Linked DNA regions of Mus musculus: region 1 is linked to region 2. The links are chromatin loops, found by intact Hi-C in ENCODE. Cell type or tissue: left cerebral cortex. All regions are shown on one strand. Each heading gives the region's core, and the rest is flanking DNA. Links, peaks and the distances in the headings are about the cores only.

Region 1 (5,385 bases), core at 305-5,304, 83 kb before region 2:
GGGTTTTTTTTTTTTTTTTTTTTTTTTTCATTTTGCCATTTGGTTCATAGTTCTAGACGCAGGACTATCTGTAGACATGCACACCCTAGAACTAAGAAGTGGCTCAGGGAAAGCTGTTTGCTGGCAGGGCTGTAGCTCTCTAAGATACCAGTGCATATATATAATCTCTTGAGTTAAAGCTTACAGTGAAATGGAAGGAGAATGAGCTTCAGCAGAGGCCGACAAACAGCCAATGCCAGAAGGATAAAGCTTGAGTATTTGTTTGAAATTCTTGTAAATTTTCAAGCATTCTGACATGTATTGATTTTTACCAATGTCTCTGTCACTATCTTTCTCTTTATTTCAGCCATTAACTTTCATATATTTATATGGCTAAAGGGTATATATATATATACCCTTTAGCCAAGTCTCAGCTTGTATGGAGAATGCGAAGAGATTCTTTATGTGTTGTGGTATATCCAGTACTAAAGTATGTGTCTTCAGGGTTATTTTCCAACCCAGAGAAGTTCAGACTTGTGATAAGCATTCCAAACTTGAAATTGTTCTTGTTTTCTTGCAACAGTTGGCACATTGACCAGATCTCATGTGAACTGTGACGCATCAGTCACTGACAAACAGAAACAGTTGCTCACAAATCCTGGGCAAAAATTCAGAGGATCATCCTCACTCATTATGAATTATTATCCCAAAGTGCAGTCAAGGTAAATATAAAGCATTTACAACAAAGTATCAAGCTAATCGCCTGTGAAGGTGACTTCCCTGAGCCAGGCAAGTTTCAGGACAGGCCGATGGCATCCATCTTTCAGAATATCAGTAATTTCTCCTCTGTGCGCTCAGTTCATTTTTCCCCTTTAGAAAGGGAGAAGATCATCACATGACTGGAAAATATACAATACATTGCTCTGTTTCTCTCTTCTAGTTCTGCGTTCCAGAAAAGCAAGCACCCATATTTGTCTTGTTTACACTCTATTTGGCACTTGTAAGTATATTTTGCCTAAAGCAACAAAAAACAAGAATCAACAAAGTCTTTCCTATCAGATCTCAGTCTACAATAGAAAGTACAACATAATGAAAGTAGCCCCCCCCCCCCCCCTGTGGAATCTGTGGTTGGTAGCAATGAATTGGGAAAGGGTAGTGTGGTAGCTTAGGCTAAATTTTCACATACTTGAGCAGCACAGGCTTCTCACATCTTATCTTAATCAGATCATGGCTCTGCACATGGAGTCATGAGGGTAAAAACCAGATCTCCAGTGTCAGAAGCAGTCTCGGCTTAGCCACCTCTCCTCAGTACAGCATGAAAGAGATAAGTAAGAAGACAAAACTGAGAAAGTCTTTATTTAGCCTGACCTCTATCTAGGGCTCTAGAAACCACAAACCACTGTCAGGTTACTGGCAAGAGCTGTAGACTTAAGTCGAGGCAAAATTGTGGCAAGAGCTCCACATACTTAGGCATAGTAGGTGGTCAAGTCAATGTCTCACTTCTGGGTCTGCAATGAAGAAGTTCTTTTATTTTCATCACTTAAGCTCAGTCTGATTCTTACACGTTTACATTCCTGGGTAGTTGCATTTAAGGGTGGTCTATGTTACAGAGTTTTATTCTTCTAGGAATTCAAGATGGCTCAAGAGGAAAGGTTAAGGATGATGACTTCAGCCAAAGTAAAGGACACAGACAGAAAGAAAATTAAGACTGAGATGGCCAACTTCAATTCAATCTGCTTTTGATTACTTTGTAGACCCAAATGAGGAGTCAAGGCTGTCTGGCAAAAGCAACTTGTAAGTGCCCCCTTTAAGCTCTGAGTTTATGCTATGGGATTCTGAGAGGAGAATCATAAACTGTTCTTTTACAACTGGAGGCTCCATAGGTTTCCTATTTACAAAAAGGTAGTAAGTATTCGTCTTATTTGACCTTGTAATTGATTTTTGAATACATACTTTCAGATAGCTTCTAATCATAAGTGCTTTATATAGCCACAGAAAACCAAATATGTTCCTTTTGTTTTTTCAGAATACATTGCCATCCTTGAGAGCCCGAGTTTTGCTCCCTTCAAAGACTCTTCTGGTCTGGGACTCTCAGGCATGGTGACAATTTCATCTAAGGACAATCTTTGGAGCAAAAGCCTCTCAAAGGTAGTAGGGATGAAAGAAATGCCCCTTCTTAGCATCTTTCAGATTTTGAGATGTCCTGGAACTGTAAGAAGTTTAAGTTCAGCACTTTTATCAAGTCATAATTAATATGAAAATTTAAAATTCAGAACATACAGCAACTTCTTGAAACATTCTTGAAAACACTTGAGCACAGACTACTTTCTCCTAAAGCAGCACTTCTCACCCTTCCTAGTACTGGAACCCTTTAACACAGTTCCTCATGTTGTGGTGACCCCCCAGGTATAAAATTACTTTCCTTGCTACTTCATAACTGTAAATTTTGCTACCATTATGAATTACAATGTAAATATCTCCAGTTTTTGATGGCCACCCCTGAGAAAAGGTCCTTCAACCCACAGGTTGAAAACCGCTGTCCTAAAGTCTTATGGCACACGGGCATGTTTTTATGTTGTTGATTTTTAAATGTTTGCCTCAGGAATTAGTTGGAAGTATTTTGTTTCTTCCAAAAAGTATATCATATATCTCAGAAGTCTTCAACCACCTCCAGGCGGTCCAGTTGAGAATCTTAAGGAACCTGCACTATATTGTTGAACAAATGTTCACAGACTGGAGACACGCTGTGATATTATAATTTAACATAATCGAGAACACACTAAACACCATTAAATGGAGGGGAATTCCTTCGAATTTCCAGGGAAACCCAGGGAAATGCAAATGAGTCTCACTTCCTCTTCAAGACAAATGATGTGAATATCCAATCAAAGTATGTTTGGTGCTGAAGGAAAATGCAGAGGAGGCATTGAGCTCTGCACATGCATGCAACCAACAGACTGCCTTTATTGACTGCTAACCCTCGCATGAATTTATATTTCAGTCTCCCCAGGAAAATCACTCTATAAACCGGTTTATGATTTTCCCCTCTCTGATCTTCATTGCAGCTGCTGATTACTGAGAGCGATGATCTCAGAGTCGGCTGTCCCTGCCAGAGAGCTCGCACACAGAGAGATGCCTTTGTGAAGCCAGCCATAGAAACCTGCATAAAATTGGCCTTCTTTCCTTAATAGAAGCACACGAACAAAGATGAGTTTGTTGCTGACTCAGAGCTCAAAGCTTTGTTTTGTAAAGCCCTCTGAATGTATTGCAGTCTGCCAGAGAAGGGTTCCTTCCATCGAATAGAAGGGGAGGTGGGGGGACAGTAAGCGGAAATCAGACAACAAACCCCGAGTGCACACCCTTCGGGTGGAAATTTGTGAATAAAGTGGCCTGAAACTTTTTTTTTTCCTTTTTGCTGAATACTGGTCACATTTCACAAACTGAATAAAAATGAAAGGAAAAGGAACTTCAATTAATGGGATGCTTTTTGATTTGCAGAGCAAAACTGCCACAGCAGATGTACCAGCAAAGAGGATTAGATTGTCCCTTCTATGAGGCACTGAAATTTCTTTTTATTTCCCCCTGTAGTAACCCCATTGAAGAGAGGCTGTCTTTAGTGTCTAAGATTCAGAGCTGCAAAGAAACTGTTGTCCTGGAGCACAATGGACCACTCTCATAAGACCAGCGAGAAGATGCGAGGGGAGAGCTAATGCCCCCTTGAAATCTGAGCAGAACACTTTCATTTTTACTATTTGTGAAAAGGTGAAAATAAAAGAAAAATTGGCCGTGCACTCAAAATTGATAAAATGTACAATAAATTGAGTCTTAAAACATTCACGAAAAACATTCCTCATTTGGAAGATTCAAATTGAATCAAGAAGGAATCTGAACTAATTGTCCTTGGTTTTAATGTAATCACTCCAGGGTGCTTGGGGCTTTGGAAGGGTGTTTGTTTTATTTCCAGTTATTGTTCAGATCTTCATCTGAAGCTATAGGCATACTTCAAATCAAATGGAATAAGTCTAGAATGTCAAATGTCATTGTTGCCAGAGCTCAAGGCAAAGGAGGGGATGCTAATATATATTCCTCCTGACCTTGATGTGACCGTGAAGGGTAAGGGAGACCAAGGAAGTGTGCTTGTCCTTATGTCTGGTCCAAGGTCTGTTTTTACTAACAGAATTATGGGGAACGGTTGTGAGAGTAGAACACTCAGCTAGGGCTGAGTCTATGGAAAATCGCTGTGGTTCTCTGTGTAACCCAGATGGAAGGAAATCGTGAATGCTGGCATAACCACAGACTCAGCCATTCAAGGGAAGGGTGAGGTCAGAACACTGCGGAAGGGGGGGGGGGAATAACCCCCTCCCTCCTCTCATCGTCCCCACTTCAGCTTCTTAGGGACAAGCTGCAAACCTGCCTGAGGCCAGGGACAAATATTCACACAAACAATTTTCTTCTGTGCTGGTTTAACTGGAGAGTCAATCCATTCTATTTGTTGTTCTGTGGTTTTGTCCTCTGACAAGATACAATCCACACACAGACAGTGCAGCATGCGCACTAGTACTGTGTGCATGAACACACACACACACACACACACACAGACTCACATATGCACACACTCACAAACACAGAGACACATATACAAAGACACACACACAGAAAAACATACAGAGACAAACACACAGAGAAATCATACAAAGAGACTCAGACAGAGAGACACATACTGAGACACACACAGACACACACATAGAGACTCATACACAGAGACACACACATAGAGACTCATACACAGAGACACACACACAGAGATACATACAGAAACACACACACAGAGACGCATACATAGAGACACATACATAGACACACACAGACACACATACAGACACACCCACACAAACACACACAGACACACACAGAGAGACACACACACTCACACAGACATACACACAAACACAGACACACACACACATACACCACATGTATGTGAACCTTCTTGTGTGATAGCAATACTGTATTTTCTACCAGTTATGATTCCTCCTGTGTAATAGCAAAACTGAATTGTCTATGTTATGATTCTGTAAGAAGAACAACATTCAGTGTCTTTTCATTGATAATTGTCTGAATGCATTTTTTTGGGGGTACTATATATTTTGGTAGCTTCAATGTGAGCTCTTTGAACTTTCAATTAAGGGTGACTCTGTCACCAGGCTTTTAGTCTGGGTTCCTCTGAGATTGTATTCCTTGTGATCTCCTTGAACACAATTCAAAGGAGATTCTCAGTATAGAACACATAGAGAACTCATTAGGAAGTAAAGTGGGCCACACTCAAGGGGTGACAGCAGACAGGGACCGAAACCATTGTGCCAATTTGTGTTTTAGCTAGCTTTTGTACCTTTTCTAAAGTCTCTG
Region 2 (5,385 bases), core at 232-5,231:
TCCACGAATCGATAGCAAGCTGCATCATTAGCTCTGTCCATTGACCCCAGTGTTCAGAGGCGGTGGGAATTCTGTGAGAACGGGTAGTCACAGCTGAAACAGACTTGGAATTCCAATTTGTATGCATTAAGCATCCTTTGTATTTTATAAAGCTACAGCACTGGCTTTGAGACAATAACAGAACACAAGAGTACATGCTGTACAGATCCCTACATCAAACGGTACCAGGGATAGTTCCGGAACTTGGTTTTCTCTGCCTTTGAATGTGACTCCCAAAAGGCTCTGAATAGAGTCTCTTATCAGTGTAAAATGTAAAATAACTAAACCCCATCGTGTATATGAAAATCTCACAAATATTTAGGTCGATGTATTTAGGCTATTGACTGACATCACCACCAGTTAACTTGTTTCATGTGGACCTCAACATAATTCAACAAACATTTCAGGAATACCTATTCAACTCCCTACCCCGCCCCCCAAGTCAGGAGTTCAGGTTATAGCACTCACGCTCCTACACAGCAAACAAACACCTCCATAGAAACAGGCTCCTAAGGAAAGAACGACATGCTCAGCTCCGAGGAAGCACAGGGTGTGTATTATATTTCTTTTGTGTACCCTTCAATCTAGCAATTAAAAAAAAAAATCTTTCTACAGGAGGACCCTGTGCAAAGAGACACTTGGGGAGTTCCATCCAGCAGGACCAGGGCAGTGTTGACAGTTCCCCACAGCCGCGCAGAGCAGGACAGAATGATTGGGGTCTAATGAAGGGTCAGCCAGGACCAAATGGTCACAGTAGTGCTGCAAATGATTGGACTTAACTACCCTAATGGTAATGGGAGCTGGAACTACTTTACTCACTAAGAAAATGGAAAGGGGGGCGGGGAGAGCTCAGTTTACCCAGGCCCCCTTCAACCCTTCCGGATAGGACCATCTTGGTAACTGCAGAGACGACAATAAACAAAGAAAAAAGACTTTCCCAGGGGTGAAGTCAAAAGGTCGGCCCCAAGCTGTGCGGGACAATGGGGACCCAGCCTCCTCTTGTGTCTTCCTAGTGGGTGAAGGAGCCTTAATGAAGAGACCTTTTTCACCGCGAAGATTCTAAGCCCCAGCGGGTTCCACCTCCAGCCCTGGGCGGGGGAGGGGCGCGGGGCTGGGACAGGCTGGGCCCCGCCACGCCCCTCTTTCTGCTGCTGCGCGACCCCGGCCCCCGCCTGCGCTCCTGCTCCCCCGCCCCCGCGCACTGCGCGTGCCCAGCCCGGAGCGCGTCCCCGCAATTCCGCGCCGCTGCGCTGCGAGCGCTCAGATCCTGGCCGCTGCAGCCCGCTCAGGCAGGGGACAGCGTCCCGCCTGAAGCCAGGCGCTTGGTCCAGGCTCGGTCCCCGCACCCACGCGCCGCCTAGCCTTGTATTCTCTTCTTCTCTCTTCTCTTCCTCTCTCTCTCTCTCTCTCTCTCTCTCTCTCTCTCTCTCTCTCTCTCTCTATCACTCGTTCACCTAGACCCTGGCCAGTCACCGGCGTCCCCTGCCTCGGTGTCCCCACCCTCTGTACCCTAAGCTGTACCCCTGCGGCTGGCGAGGGGCCGCGGACCGGGCTGGAGATGCGAATCCTGCAGAGCTTCCTCGCGTGCGTTCAGCTCCTGTGCCTGTGTCGCCTGGGTAAGTGATAGGACCTCGGCGGGGCACCCGCGCGGGGCTCAGTCTCTGGGACGCAGCTTGGGTGGGGGATTTCAGAACATTGGGTAGCACCCCAAGAAGAGTTATCCCGAACCTTTCGATGTCACTTGCACCGGCTGCGCCCTCATCCCCTCAACTACCACCTGCTGGGTCCCTCTACTGAGACTCCTTTGGTCAGGACACCTAGACACAGGAGGTCGCCGCCTGTCAGGGTCCCCTCGCATGCGTGCTCTCCATATTGCAAAAAGTGGAAATAGCCTTGTAGACCTACATAAGAGAATGAGTCGGTGACTAGAAATACACTACAGCAGTGGCGAGGGGCTGCGACCTAAACGTTCCTTTCTATGTTGCCACTGTAGTACTGTGGACTTGAACGGAAGGCACACGTGTCTGTCTTGAATTACGCACACGCACCTGAAAGGCACTGAGCTGAACAAGCATCGACCTGACTTTTCTAGTACTTTCAATTTAGTCACGTTCAAGTCCAGGCAGTCACTTACAAAAAAGTTCCAGTCAAATCTCTATGAGCATTCTGCCCCCAGCTTCCAGAGAGAAGAGCTGCAGGTGATGGGCGAACAGGGACACAGCACCTTCGCAGGCGTCCGAACCTTACAAGTGTTAAGTGGATATTACTCTCTGCAGTCAACGGTGTGAATATTTACTGGGAATGAGGGTGCAGACTTAGGTTTCTAAAAAGAAAACAAAAAGTAAAACCTGTCTTTTGTTTTGTTTGTTGTTTTGTTTCCTTATTTTAACTACTAAAAGCCCCTTTCAAATGCCTGTTGGAAGACATTGACCTAAAAATTAGAATGTGTACCTCGATTTGTGAGTATAACTGTTTAGCTCCCATCAGTCCTATAGCCCCACTTTTAAATTTCGTTTATAATAAAGGATATATTAAACATGCACTTCCAATCCGATGGAGAGTGCTCCTCTTAGCACCTTCGCGAACAGAAGTCATTTCTAGTTCTGACTGATGAGACTTGTGTAGGTCACTATGGTGATGACTGCCTGTAATCCACTCTGAGTATTCACCTAACCTCAATCCCCAAGGCTTGGTGAAAGTATTCAGAGCCGTCTTGGCCAATGCCTTGTAGGCAGCCACTCAGCTGACAGATCCCCTGACCTTCCCTGACAGGGCAGGCTTGAAGTTGGTTGTTGAATCCCAAGGACTCTGGTTCTTTAGAAATGTTCTTCCAATCCATACCTGTTGAATTGACATTTCCACATTCCAGCCACAGACATTTTAGCAACAAAGCCAGGTCCTCTTGATACTTAAATTATTGTTTAAGGAGATCTTACAGCATTAGGGAAGCAAATTACAGTATTACTCTGCACTTCAGCAAAACACAAGCCCAAGACTACATTAGGACTGGTTTTAATTGAGGAGAAACATTAGTTGCCACACAATGTATCTGTTTGAAGCACAATGTTCAGTGGTGTTTACTATATTCACAGAGTTGTCTGCTATCACTGACATCTGATCCCAGAGCATGGCATCAGCCCTCCTTGATCACTAACTAAGGTTTCCTGCTCAACCTCTGTGTCTATTGATCGGCCTGCTCTGGACATTTTGTCTGAACAGAATCATGAAACATGCAGCAATTTTTTTTTTTTTTTGGGTCTGGCTTCATTCTCTTAGCAGAATGTTTTCAAGGTGAACTCATGTCTTAGCATGTATCCAACCTCATCACTTTTTATGACTAGCCAGATCCCATTATATGCAAATCACACATTCCCAAAGTTGATTTTTTTGTTGTTGTTGTTGTTTTATTTTCCCATAGTAAGGCATTATTTGTAGCCTGCTTAGGGTTGCATACATTTTAGCTGATTGGACACATGCCTTTGAAGATATATAATGCAAGGGGAAAGAACTGAATGCACTGTTTAAGACTGTTACAAGCTTATACAATAGCATTAAATCTAAGACTGCCTATTAGAAATGAAATATGGGTTCTCTCTCTTTCTCTTTCTCTCTCTCTCTCTCCCTGCCCTACTACTATTACTACTACTACTACTACTACTACTACTACTACTACTACTACTACGAGATGCCTATGTTATCCTTCACCATTTTAAACCAGGCTTTTACATTGCTATAAATAAGTTGTCCTGGGAACACAGGCAAATCACATGGATATATTGCCCTTGGTGTAGCATATTGTAGAAAACTGAGGCATATTATCTATGAATGAAAAATTCAGCCTCCTCTTTAATGCCGCCACCATCTATACATCAGTGTTTATGGATGTATTTATTTCTCATCTTCAGTGCCTTTGGAGCCATCTAGGTACCATGCCACCCATAAAATGTGCTCAACAAAAGGTCTGAGGACAGACTGAGATGTGGTGTAGGTAGCAATTCTGACATAATTAGACCACCAGACGTACCATTATCCAGGAATGTTCAATTCACCAAGGTACTCATTGCTTACAGTGAAGAACCCCTCTGTGATCAGGGTAGTACCACGTTTTGTGTCCTAGGTGTCCCAATGGTTTAAACCAGGCAGACAAACCATTGACTTTCCCATAAGAAGGTAAGACTGTGTGTTATGGAGAAAACCAAGGGGTTTGAAGGACTGTTAACAATCACTTCTTTTCATTCATGAGACCTCAGGATCTAGAAGCAAGCAAGTTGCAGAGCTACTTCAAAGTACACACTCTTGTTAGATAGGTAATGAACCTGATTCTAAACTTCCTAGTCAGGTCTACTGCTGTGGGGGCTATGTTAAAAAAATAGAATACCCCTACAGCCCCTGTAGTAATTATGACTTCAGTCACTCTGGGTGTGATTCCAGGAGTCTTGTTCAGTTCTGACTCTCAGTTTGTCCTCTATAGCAAATTATACAGCGAACACAAAACACTCCTGCTTCCTCCAAATAATAACTAGTCCCCATTCAGGAAATTTGTTACGTTTGGCTAGCATGAGAATGCATTTCTGCGGGTGGGATCTCTGTCTCTCTGCACAGCAAGGCTATTCTCAAAAGGGACGTTTGCAGGAGAGATCACTTCATCTATAAGTTCATTTCTACTTGCACATCTATACTAGAAAGGATCTTGCTTAAAATTGTATGTTGTGACAATTTTGTTTCTGGTAAAAAAATTTTTTTTTCTTTTTTTTCTGGAAGCACAAGCTGCTTCCTCCTGAAACTTCAGGAAGCTCTCAGTGGATCTGTCTTGGGTGCTCAATTTGAGTGCTTGTTTGCTAACCTTTTTTTACTTTGTAAAATGGCTCTGTCAGCCAAGCCTACAGCACATTAGGGAAAGGCTTTGTGGACATAAATTGGGTGCTCTAGACCCACTCGCCAACAGCTCCAGCATCCACTTAATGCCACCCCCATGATAGTAGCATCCATCTTCCCATTTTTTGTCCCCCACGCCCACCCCGCATCTGAAGTTGAAGAAACAGGCACACAAATGTCACATGACTCTTTGGCATCACACAGCCTAGCTGGCCTCTGTCTCTTCCAAGTTGGAGACTTTATTTTCTGTGGTTTATCTTTTGTCCTTTTTTGTTTGCATTTTTCTTTGTTTGTTTGGTTGGCTGGTTTGTTTTAGACAGGGTCTTAGGTAGCAGGAAGGCCTTCAAAGCTCTATTTAGCCAAGGATGATCTTGGATTCCTGATGTCCCTTCTCTGCCTTCTAAGAGGCACACCTTGGTGACCCTTTCTGTGCTCCTTCCGGAGGACAGCTTTTCCTATTGAGAATGTGCA

Evidence for each region. Hi-C counts contacts between places; a loop is a spot of excess contacts. Peaks named below come from ENCODE experiments on the same cell type or tissue, not always from the same donor. Only the 100,000 strongest peaks of a DNase experiment are listed, where the experiment ranks them.
Region 1: it touches region 2 in a loop (7-fold over the local background); 3 of 42 quality-filtered maps call a loop at or near these places.

The regions. Positions count from the first base shown.
Region 1 is chr6:22,791,389-22,796,773 of GRCm38, forward strand. No RefSeq gene overlaps it. Among named protein-coding and RNA genes, the nearest start is that of Ptprz1, 81 kb to the right of the region's middle. In left cerebral cortex, for the core only: no CTCF peak of the experiment used is centred there; DNase peaks (open chromatin) are centred at 3,155 and 4,287; H3K27ac peaks cover 1,875 bases.
Region 2 is chr6:22,874,230-22,879,614 of GRCm38, forward strand. Ptprz1 (protein tyrosine phosphatase, receptor type Z, polypeptide 1) reads left to right here and starts at 1,273. Exons shown (of 30, transcript NM_001081306.1): 1 at 1,273-1,655. The coding sequence starts at 1,598. In left cerebral cortex, for the core only: a CTCF peak has its summit at 2,221; DNase peaks (open chromatin) are centred at 838, 1,221, 1,812, 2,146 and 1 more place; H3K4me3 peaks cover 2,139 bases; H3K27ac peaks cover 1,298 bases.